2 separate regions of the Homo sapiens genome follow, and region 2 is linked to region 1. A link is an interaction called in ENCODE POLR2A ChIA-PET data of the cell type or tissue named here. Cell type or tissue: A673. All regions are shown on one strand. Each heading gives the region's core, and the rest is flanking DNA. Links, peaks and the distances in the headings are about the cores only. Region 1 overlaps LZTS3 (leucine zipper tumor suppressor family member 3). Region 2 overlaps DNAAF9 (dynein axonemal assembly factor 9).

Region 1 (4,380 bases), core at 278-4,277:
AGCCTTATTCCTTCACCTTGGATGCCTGGGAACTTTTTGTACCCATTGTAGGGAAGGGGACACTGAGGGGCAGAGCGGTGCCGGGTTGACTTGGCTGGGGTGGTGGGAATAGGAGTAGGGTCTTACCTATCTCTGCCTTCCCACCTGTGCCCACAGTGCCCCCCTGGCTTAGTCATGGCGAAGCTGGAGACGCTGCCTGTGCGCGCTGACCCAGGGCGGGATCCTCTCCTGGCCTTTGCCCCACGGCCCTCCGAGCTTGGACCCCCGGACCCCCGCCTGGCCATGGGCAGCGTGGGCAGTGGGGTGGCCCATGCCCAGGAGTTTGCCATGAAGAGCGTGGGTACCCGCACAGGGGGTGGGGGCAGCCAGGGCAGTTTCCCTGGCCCCCGAGGCAGTGGCAGTGGGGCCAGCAGGGAGAGGCCGGGCCGCTACCCCTCAGAGGACAAGGGTCTCGCCAACTCCCTCTACCTCAATGGTGAGCTGCGGGGCAGTGACCACACCGATGTCTGTGGCAACGTGGTTGGCAGCAGCGGAGGCAGCAGCAGCAGTGGTGGCAGTGACAAAGCCCCACCGCAGTATCGTGAGCCCAGCCACCCACCCAAGCTCCTGGCCACCTCTGGCAAGCTAGACCAGGTCAGTCCGCAGGGCCTGAGACCCTCACAGCCTTTTTCTGGGGGTGGGAGGCAACCCAGAGAGGAAGGCAAAGTGGGCCTTCTTGGAGGTTGGGTTGTGGGGGCAGGATGGAGGCTGGGCTGGGGAGTCATGGACTGGGGACCTGGGGCCAAGTCTAGCGGGTAGATCAAGGACAGAGATCTGGTATCAGGGAGCCATGAGGTAGAACCCCGGATGGGGAACCTCAGGGTGGAAATCCAGTAGGGGTGGGAGGTGGGGCTGGACAAGTCTTGGCCAGAGGGAAGAGCCTGGGCCAAGCCCAAGGCCTCATCCTGACCCCCAGCCCCCTCCTGCGTTTCCTGCAGTGCTCAGAACCACTAGTTCGGCCGTCGGCCTTCAAGCCTGTCGTACCCAAGAATTTCCACTCCATGCAGAATTTGTGCCCCCCGCAGACCAATGGGACTCCTGAGGGACGGCAGGGCCCTGGTGGCCTCAAAGGCGGACTGGACAAGTCTCGGACCATGACTCCAGCGGGTGGGAGTGGGAGTGGCCTCTCAGACTCAGGCCGGAACTCCCTCACAAGCCTGCCCACCTACAGCTCCAGCTACAGCCAGCACCTGGCACCCCTCAGTGCCTCCACCAGCCACATTAACCGCATTGGCACTGCCAGCTATGGTAGTGGTAGTGGCGGCAGCAGCGGTGGGGGGTCGGGCTACCAGGACCTGGGGACCTCCGATAGTGGACGGGCCTCCAGCAAGAGTGGGTCGTCGTCATCTATGGGGCGGCCAGGCCACCTGGGCTCTGGGGAGGGCGGAGGTGGAGGCCTGCCTTTCGCGGCCTGCTCACCGCCCTCCCCCAGTGCACTCATCCAGGAGCTGGAGGAGCGGCTGTGGGAGAAGGAGCAGGAGGTGGCAGCTCTGCGGCGCAGCCTGGAGCAGAGCGAGGCGGCTGTGGCCCAGGTACTGGAGGAGCGGCAGAAGGCGTGGGAGCGGGAGCTGGCCGAGCTGCGGCAGGGCTGCAGCGGGAAGCTACAGCAGGTGGCCCGACGTGCCCAGCGCGCCCAGCAGGGCCTACAGCTGCAGGTGTTGCGGCTGCAGCAGGACAAGAAGCAGCTGCAGGAGGAGGCGGCCCGGCTGATGCGGCAGCGGGAAGAGCTGGAGGACAAGGTGGCCGCCTGCCAGAAGGAGCAGGCCGACTTCCTGCCCCGGATAGAGGAAACTAAGTGGGAGGTGCGGGCTGGGGATCTGGGCCTCCCCTCTGCCTCCCTTCTGTCCCTCTGGGAAACCCCAGAGCAGTTGCCCCTCACTATCATAACGGTGGGATGGGGGGGGGGATGAAAGGAGCAGGGGGGACAAAAATCAATTGGGAGTGTCTGTGAGGACCCGAGGCCATCCGCTGGGTGAGACATGTCCATCTTGAGTCCAGGCAGGGAATCGGGTGCGTCGCTGCTGATGAGGGGCTGAGCCTGCAGCCCCGGGAAGCTTGGTGCCCCTGGCTCCAGATCTGGTAGCTGGGTTGGGGTGAGCAGAGCTCTGCCTTTACCTGGCTTCTCCTCTCACCTGTTCCTGCCCAGGTGTGCCAGAAGGCTGGCGAGATCTCCCTCCTGAAGCAGCAGCTGAAGGACTCGCAGGCGGATGTGTCGCAGAAGTTGAGTGAGATCGTGGGACTGCGCTCGCAGCTGCGGGAGGGCCGGGCTTCGCTGCGGGAGAAGGAGGAGCAGCTGCTCAGCCTGCGGGACTCCTTCAGCAGCAAGCAGGCCAGCCTGGAGCTGGGCGAAGGCGAGCTGCCTGCCGCCTGCCTCAAGCCGGCGCTGACCCCCGTGGACCCGGCCGAGCCACAGGATGCTCTGGCCACCTGCGAGAGCGACGAGGCTAAGATGCGCCGTCAGGCCGGGGTGGCCGCTGCCGCCTCCTTGGTTTCCGTGGACGGGGAGGCGGAGGCTGGCGGGGAGAGCGGGACGCGGGCCCTGCGGCGGGAGGTGGGGCGGCTGCAGGCCGAGCTGGCGGCTGAGCGGCGGGCCCGGGAGCGCCAGGGTGCCAGCTTCGCCGAGGAGCGCCGCGTGTGGCTGGAGGAGAAGGAGAAGGTGATCGAGTACCAGAAGCAGCTGCAGCTGAGCTACGTGGAGATGTACCAGCGCAACCAGCAGCTGGAGCGCAGGCTGCGGGAGCGCGGGGCCGCAGGGGGTGCAAGCACGCCCACTCCCCAGCATGGCGAGGAGAAGAAGGCCTGGACCCCCTCCCGCCTCGAGCGCATTGAGTCCACAGAAATCTGATCGACCTGGGCACTCGGCATTTTGACACATGTCCTGTCAAAAGGCCAGAGTCCCCAGTGTCCCCTCCCCTCCATCTCTCTTCCCCATAGACCCCATAACCCCAGACCAAAGAGGTTCTCTAAGCAGCTGTGACCAGGTTCCTCCCTCCCCACCTGCCCTCCTAGCTCCAGCACTGCCCCCGTGGCAGCCCACTTGGACCCCCCTAAAAGGAGGGAATAGGAGGAGGGCAGGGTGAGTGGGGGCAATCCTAGGTGGTGGGGGAGTCATGCTCCCTTTCTCGGCACCCCCTTGTTGGAGATGGAGGCAGCAGACGTGCAGTGCCATAAGGTGCCCCAGTCCTTCTGGAGGCCTGGGCTGCTACTGTTGGCCACCCTGTGTCTAGTGATGCTCTCTGTGCTCACCTCCTAGGCCATGGAGCCTGAGGGGGCCTGCACCAGGTTTGCTGAAACTGACAGAGCCTGGGCTCCAGACCTCTCTCCCTCCTACAGTGCTCTCCCTCCCTGGGCAGATTGGCAGGACAAGTGGGAGCAGATGGCCTGCCTTTGGCTGAGAGGGCTACCTGCCCAGCCCCTCCCCCAACAAGATCTCTTGGACTCAGGCCTCAGAGCCTGGCCTGGTTGTGAGTGTGTGTCCCTGTGTGTGTGTTGCGGGAGGGGAGGACTGGGGCTGGAAGTCCAGCACCCAGGGAAGATCTGTCCTCCTGTTCTTGGGAAGCGTTGCCTGACGGCTTCTCGGCTCTACCCTCACCCTTCTGGCCAGGATCCCGCAGGGCAACAGCCCCATCTGCTTGGCTGACCCCACACCCAGGACCACTGTCCGGCTCTAACACAGCTATTAAGTGCTACCTGCCTCTCAGGCACTCTCCTCGCCCAGTTTCTGAGGTCAGACGAGTGTCTGCGATGTCTTCCCGCACTCTATTCCCCCAGCCTCTTTCTGCTTTCATGCTCAGCACATCATCTTCCTAGGCAGTCTCTTCCCCAAAGTCTCACCTTTTCTTCCAATAGAAAATTCCGCTTGACCTTTGGTGCACTGCCCACTTCCCAGCTCCACTGGCCCAAGTCTGAGCCGGAGGCCCTTGTTTTGGGGGCGGGGGGAGAGTTGGATGTGATTGCCCTTGAAGAACAAGGCTGACCTGAGAGGTTCCTGGCGCCCTGAGGTGGCTCAGCACCTGCCCAGGGTAGGCCTGGCATGAGGGGTTAGGTCAGCCAATGTCAGCTGCTTCTCTTGGGGCCCTCTCAGAGTCTATCTCCCCAAGACAGGAAGGGAAAAGCAAATTTCTAATTCACCAGCAATAAAAATTGGAGGAGGCTTGGCCCTCAGCCCTTATATCTCTCTCTTTTTCACTCTCTTCCTCCCACCCCCAAGACTGAGTTTTGGGGGGCAAGGTGGAGAGAGCTGGCAACTACTGTGAGCAAGTCCCCTAGCCCCTGACCAGCCTCCTCCCATGACTGGTGACTGTTTAATGAGCTGTGCATCCCCCACAAAAACATGAGTGC
Region 2 (4,380 bases), core at 204-4,203, 100 kb before region 1:
AAAAATGTATATTTCCTACCATTTTCCTTTGAAAGGGACCAGAATAGTAATACCACAGTTGCAGCAAATACCCTTACCTCTGTATCTTGGTTTCTAAGTACCAGTCCCCACTACAAGGTACCAGGACTCCTTGGAGAATTAGCTGACTGCATGCCTAGGTCAAGGAAAGTACAAGGTGAGCCTGGTCCATTTTATGCCAATAAAGCAAGGAAGTACTCAAAGATTAGTGGAGATGTGTCAAAAGGATATGGGAAGTAGCTTAAGAAGTTCCTGCTAGTCTAATTTGGGACAATTTGGGGATAAGAAAGAACCATGATAATACTGGAACTATGAATTATAACACATGGAATAAAATGTGTGTCCACAGTGATCCTCAAAAACAAAGGTGGGGCCAGGCACGGTGGCTCACACCTGTAATCCCAGCACTTTGGGAGGCCGAGGCAGGCAGATCACCTGAGGTCGGGAGTTCGAAATCAGCCTGACCAATATGGCAAAACCCCATCTCTATTAAAAATATAAAATTAGCCGGGCATGGTAGTGCATGCCTGTGATTCCAGTTACTCAGGAGGCTGAGGCAGGAGAATGGCTTGAACCCAGGAGGCGGAGCTTGCAGTGAGCCGAGATTGCGCCATTGCACTCTAGCCTAGGCAACAAGAGCGAAACTCCATCTCAAAAAAAAAAAAAAGGTGGAAGGGGGCAGGATAGCAAAGCCCTTTATAGAAGAATACCAAGTAAATAAGGTTTGATAGAACTAGAAAATAATCAGCCGAGCATGGTGGCTCAGGCCAGTAATCCCAGCACTTTGGGAGGCTGAGGCGGGCAGATCACAAGGTCAGGAGATCGAGACCATCCTGGCCAACACGGTGAAACCCCATCTCTACTAAAAATACAAAAAATAAGCCGGGCATGGTGGCGGGCACCTGTAGTCCCAGCTACTCAGGAGGCTGAGGCAGGAGAATGGCGTAAACCTGGGAGGCGGAGCTTGCAGTGGGCCGAGACCGCGCCACTGCACTCCAGCCTGGGCAACAGAGCAAGACTCCATCTCAACCATCTCAAAAAAACAAAAACAAAAGAACTAGAAAATAATCATTTTGTAACCTTCAGTCTAATACAGTATTTGATTTAGGGAACGATCAATGAATGCTAAAAGCACTAGGTGAAAGACTGTTGAAGAAAAAAAATATTACTAGTCCTGTACTGTGTAAAGTACCACTCCATAGACTACTGACTCCTTACAAAGAGGGAAAAATACCTTACAATGGAAAGGTCTGGTATACCTATGTTGAACAAACGATTAAACTCAGTGAGACCAGTAATGGGACAAACTGATACCCTGTACCTCCTTGATGTGATGCAGTGGGAAGGATGCAACACCACCTGGGTATTAATCTCAAAATATGCATAACCTGAATCTAATTATGAGAATTAGAAACAGACAAATCCAAGTGTGGGACACAAAAGCTCTGACATGTACTCTCAAATATCAACACCATGAGAATCAAACCAACCAAAAGATAGAGGAACTGTTCCAGGTTAAAGGAGAATAAAGATGATAAATTTAGGCCGGGTGCAGTGACTCACGCCTGTAATCCCAACGCTTTAGGAGGCTGAGGCAGGCGGATCACCTGGGGTCAGGAGTTCAAGATCAGCCTGGCCAACATGGCGAAACCCTGTCTCTATTTAAAAAATACAAAAATTAGCAGGGCGTGGTGGTGGGTGCCTGTAGTCCCAGCTACTTGGGAGGCTGAGGCAGGAGAATCGCTTGAACTCAGGAGGCGGAGGTTGCAGTGAGACGAGATCACGCCATTTCACTCCAGCCTGGGCAACAAGAGCGAAACTCTGTCTCAAAATTAAAAAAAAAAAAAAGGAATGTATCTGTATATCAAAGTAATAACAACCACACCAAAAAAAGTATTTAATTCAAGTAACTTTTGAACATAGTCTTTTTTTTTTTTTTTTTTTTTCTGAGACAGAGTCTCACTCTGTCACCCAGGCTGGAGTGCAGTGGCGTGATCTCGTCTCACTGCAACCTCCACCTCTCCACCTCCTGGGTTCAAGTGATTCTCCTGCCTCGGCCTCCTAAGTAGCTGGGACTACAGGCGCGTGCCACCACGCCCAGCTAATTTTTGTATTTTTTTAGTAGAGATGGGGTTTCGCCATGTTGGCCAGGCTGGTCTTGAACTCCTGACCCCAGGTGATCCGCCTGCCTCGGCCTCCCAAAGTGCTGGGATTACAGACATGAGCCATCGCGCCCGGCCTAATGAATGATTCTTGATTGGATCGTGGACCCTCCCCCACCAAAAAGGGGAAATTTGAAAGTGGATGTATGTTCATGCTTCTCCAGCTTTGTGGTGCATATGCATCTCTAGTGGAGATCTTGTTGAAAATTAGTTTCTGGTTCAGTACATCTGGGCTGGGGGCTGAGGTTCTGCATTTCTAACAAGCTCCCAGGTGATTGCTGGGAGCCAGTAAATTCCTTGGATGTGATCATGATATCGTAGTTCTGTAAGAGAATGTCCTTGTTCTTGGGAGATGCATACTGAAGTATTTAGGGGTAAAATATCATGATGAGTACAGCTAATTTTCATTTGGTTTGGCAGAAAAAAACAAAAATGCTTGTATGTATTTAGGGGACATGAAGAATAAACAAAACGTGCAGGTAAAGTCAGTCCTGGCCGGGCTCGGTGGCTCATGCCTGTAATCCCAACACTTTGGGAGGCCGAGGCAGGCGGATCATGAGGTCAGGAGATTGAGACGATCCTGGCCAACATGGTGAAACCCCGTCCCTACTGAAAGTACAAAAATTACCTGGGTATGATGGCACATGCCTGTAGTCCCCGCTACTCAGGAGGCTGAGGCAGGAGAATCACTTGAACCCGGGAAGCGGAGGTTGCAATGAGCCAAGATTGCACCACTGCACTCCAGCCTGGCGACAGAGCGAGACTCCGTCTCAAGAAAAAAAAAAAAGAGATTGACAGTCCTAATTAATCTAGGTCTTTTCTGTGTGTTTTCAAAGGAATGAAGACATTGAGCTGATTCTCTCAGAAAACAGTTTTTCAAGTCCTGAGATGCTACGATCTCGATATTTAATGTATCCTGGCTGGCAAGTATCATCATTGAAAAATAACTAAGATTTTTTTGTAAACCCAATGATTTATTTATTTACAGAAAAAAAAAAAGAGAGAAGGTGAAAATACCAGATGTGCTTTGCAAGGGTGACACATGGCAGCTGGCACGGCCTGCCTGTCCGGCAGCTGCTGGCCTTGCCAGGAGCCCAGTGCTCCACCTCTTGGGCTCCAAACTGCGAGCCTTCTTAGATGTTTCAATTTAGGGAATCATCCTGTAGGCAGCAAGCACCGCTGTGCCCTGTGTTCCTCCAGCCCCTACTGAGGGCAAAGTGCCTGGCACAGAACCAAGGAGCTATAACTTTCCCAGGTGAGACTCGCTTCTGACAATACCGTCAGTCAGTCCTCTAGGGTTCCCATCTGCTGGGTTCCCTGCTCATATGGCCCAGGGAATGTTCTCTGTAGGATGCTGCACAGCCTGTGGACCTCTCCAGAGGAGAAGAGGACAAAGGAGAGAGTGTGCTGCAAAGTTACTGTAATCATACTAATACCAACACGCTGGAACATTTACTGTGTGTGCTAGCTATTGTTCAAAGACTCCACTCTCTATATGGCAGCTCCTAGCCACATGGCTATTTAATGAAATGTAAATTAATAAAAATCAAAATTTATAATTCAGTCTTTCAGCCACACAGCCACATTTCAAGTGCTTCATAGCTTCCTGTGGCTGGCAGCTACCGTGTCCAACAGTGCAGATCTAGAACATTTCCATTGCCCCAGAAGGCTCTGTTGAACAGTGCTGTTGTGAGAGCTTTGTTTGTGTTGTCTCATTTACACCAATCCTGTGAAGTGGATTCCGTTATTTTATCATTTTACAGATAAGGTACCAGGGGCAGCAAAGAGTTAATGACTTGACAATTTATAGCTTAGTAGATGAAAGAACTGGATTTCAAACCCAGGTTGAATGGCTCAGAGCTTTTTCTCTTAGGCATCGTGCTACACTTATTCCTGTATAGCATGGACAATTTGTTTCTGCTCTGTTGAAGGTTTAGGGGAAGACATTGTTAAAGCTTGGCCAGAATTAATCTCTCATGTTTATTTGGATTATCTTTGTTATTCTTACTCACTTTTCCCAAGCACCTCTCTACATCCTCCATACCACCCCTTACACCACCAACTTTTTTCGTAACAAAAAATGATCTGGCCAGGCTTGGTGGCTCACGCCTGTAATCCCAGCACTTTGGGATGCCGAGGCGGGCAGATCACAAGGTCAGAAGATCGAGACCATCCTGGCTAACGTGGTGAAACCCCATCT

Evidence for each region. Peaks named below come from ENCODE experiments on the same cell type or tissue, not always from the same donor. Only the 100,000 strongest peaks of a DNase experiment are listed, where the experiment ranks them.
Region 2: POLR2A ChIA-PET joins it to region 1 with 5 read pairs; 3 of 35 experiments call an interaction of 5 or more read pairs at or near these places.

What each region holds. Positions count from the first base shown.
Region 1 is chr20:3,162,958-3,167,337 of GRCh38, reverse strand. LZTS3 (leucine zipper tumor suppressor family member 3) reads left to right here. Exons shown (of 5, transcript NM_001365618.1): 3 at 157-633; 4 at 978-1,841; 5 at 2,186-4,380. The coding sequence starts at 175. The coding sequence ends at 2,884. Among named protein-coding and RNA genes, the nearest start is that of UBOX5, 5.3 kb to the right of the region's middle. In A673, for the core only: no CTCF peak of the experiment used is centred there; a DNase peak (open chromatin) is centred at 1,787.
Region 2 is chr20:3,263,161-3,267,540 of GRCh38, reverse strand. It overlaps DNAAF9 (dynein axonemal assembly factor 9), which reads left to right. Exons shown (of 37, transcript NM_001009984.3): 31 at 3,017-3,103. Among named protein-coding and RNA genes, the nearest start is that of SLC4A11, 26 kb to the right of the region's middle. In A673, for the core only: no CTCF peak of the experiment used is centred there; no DNase peak of the experiment used is centred there.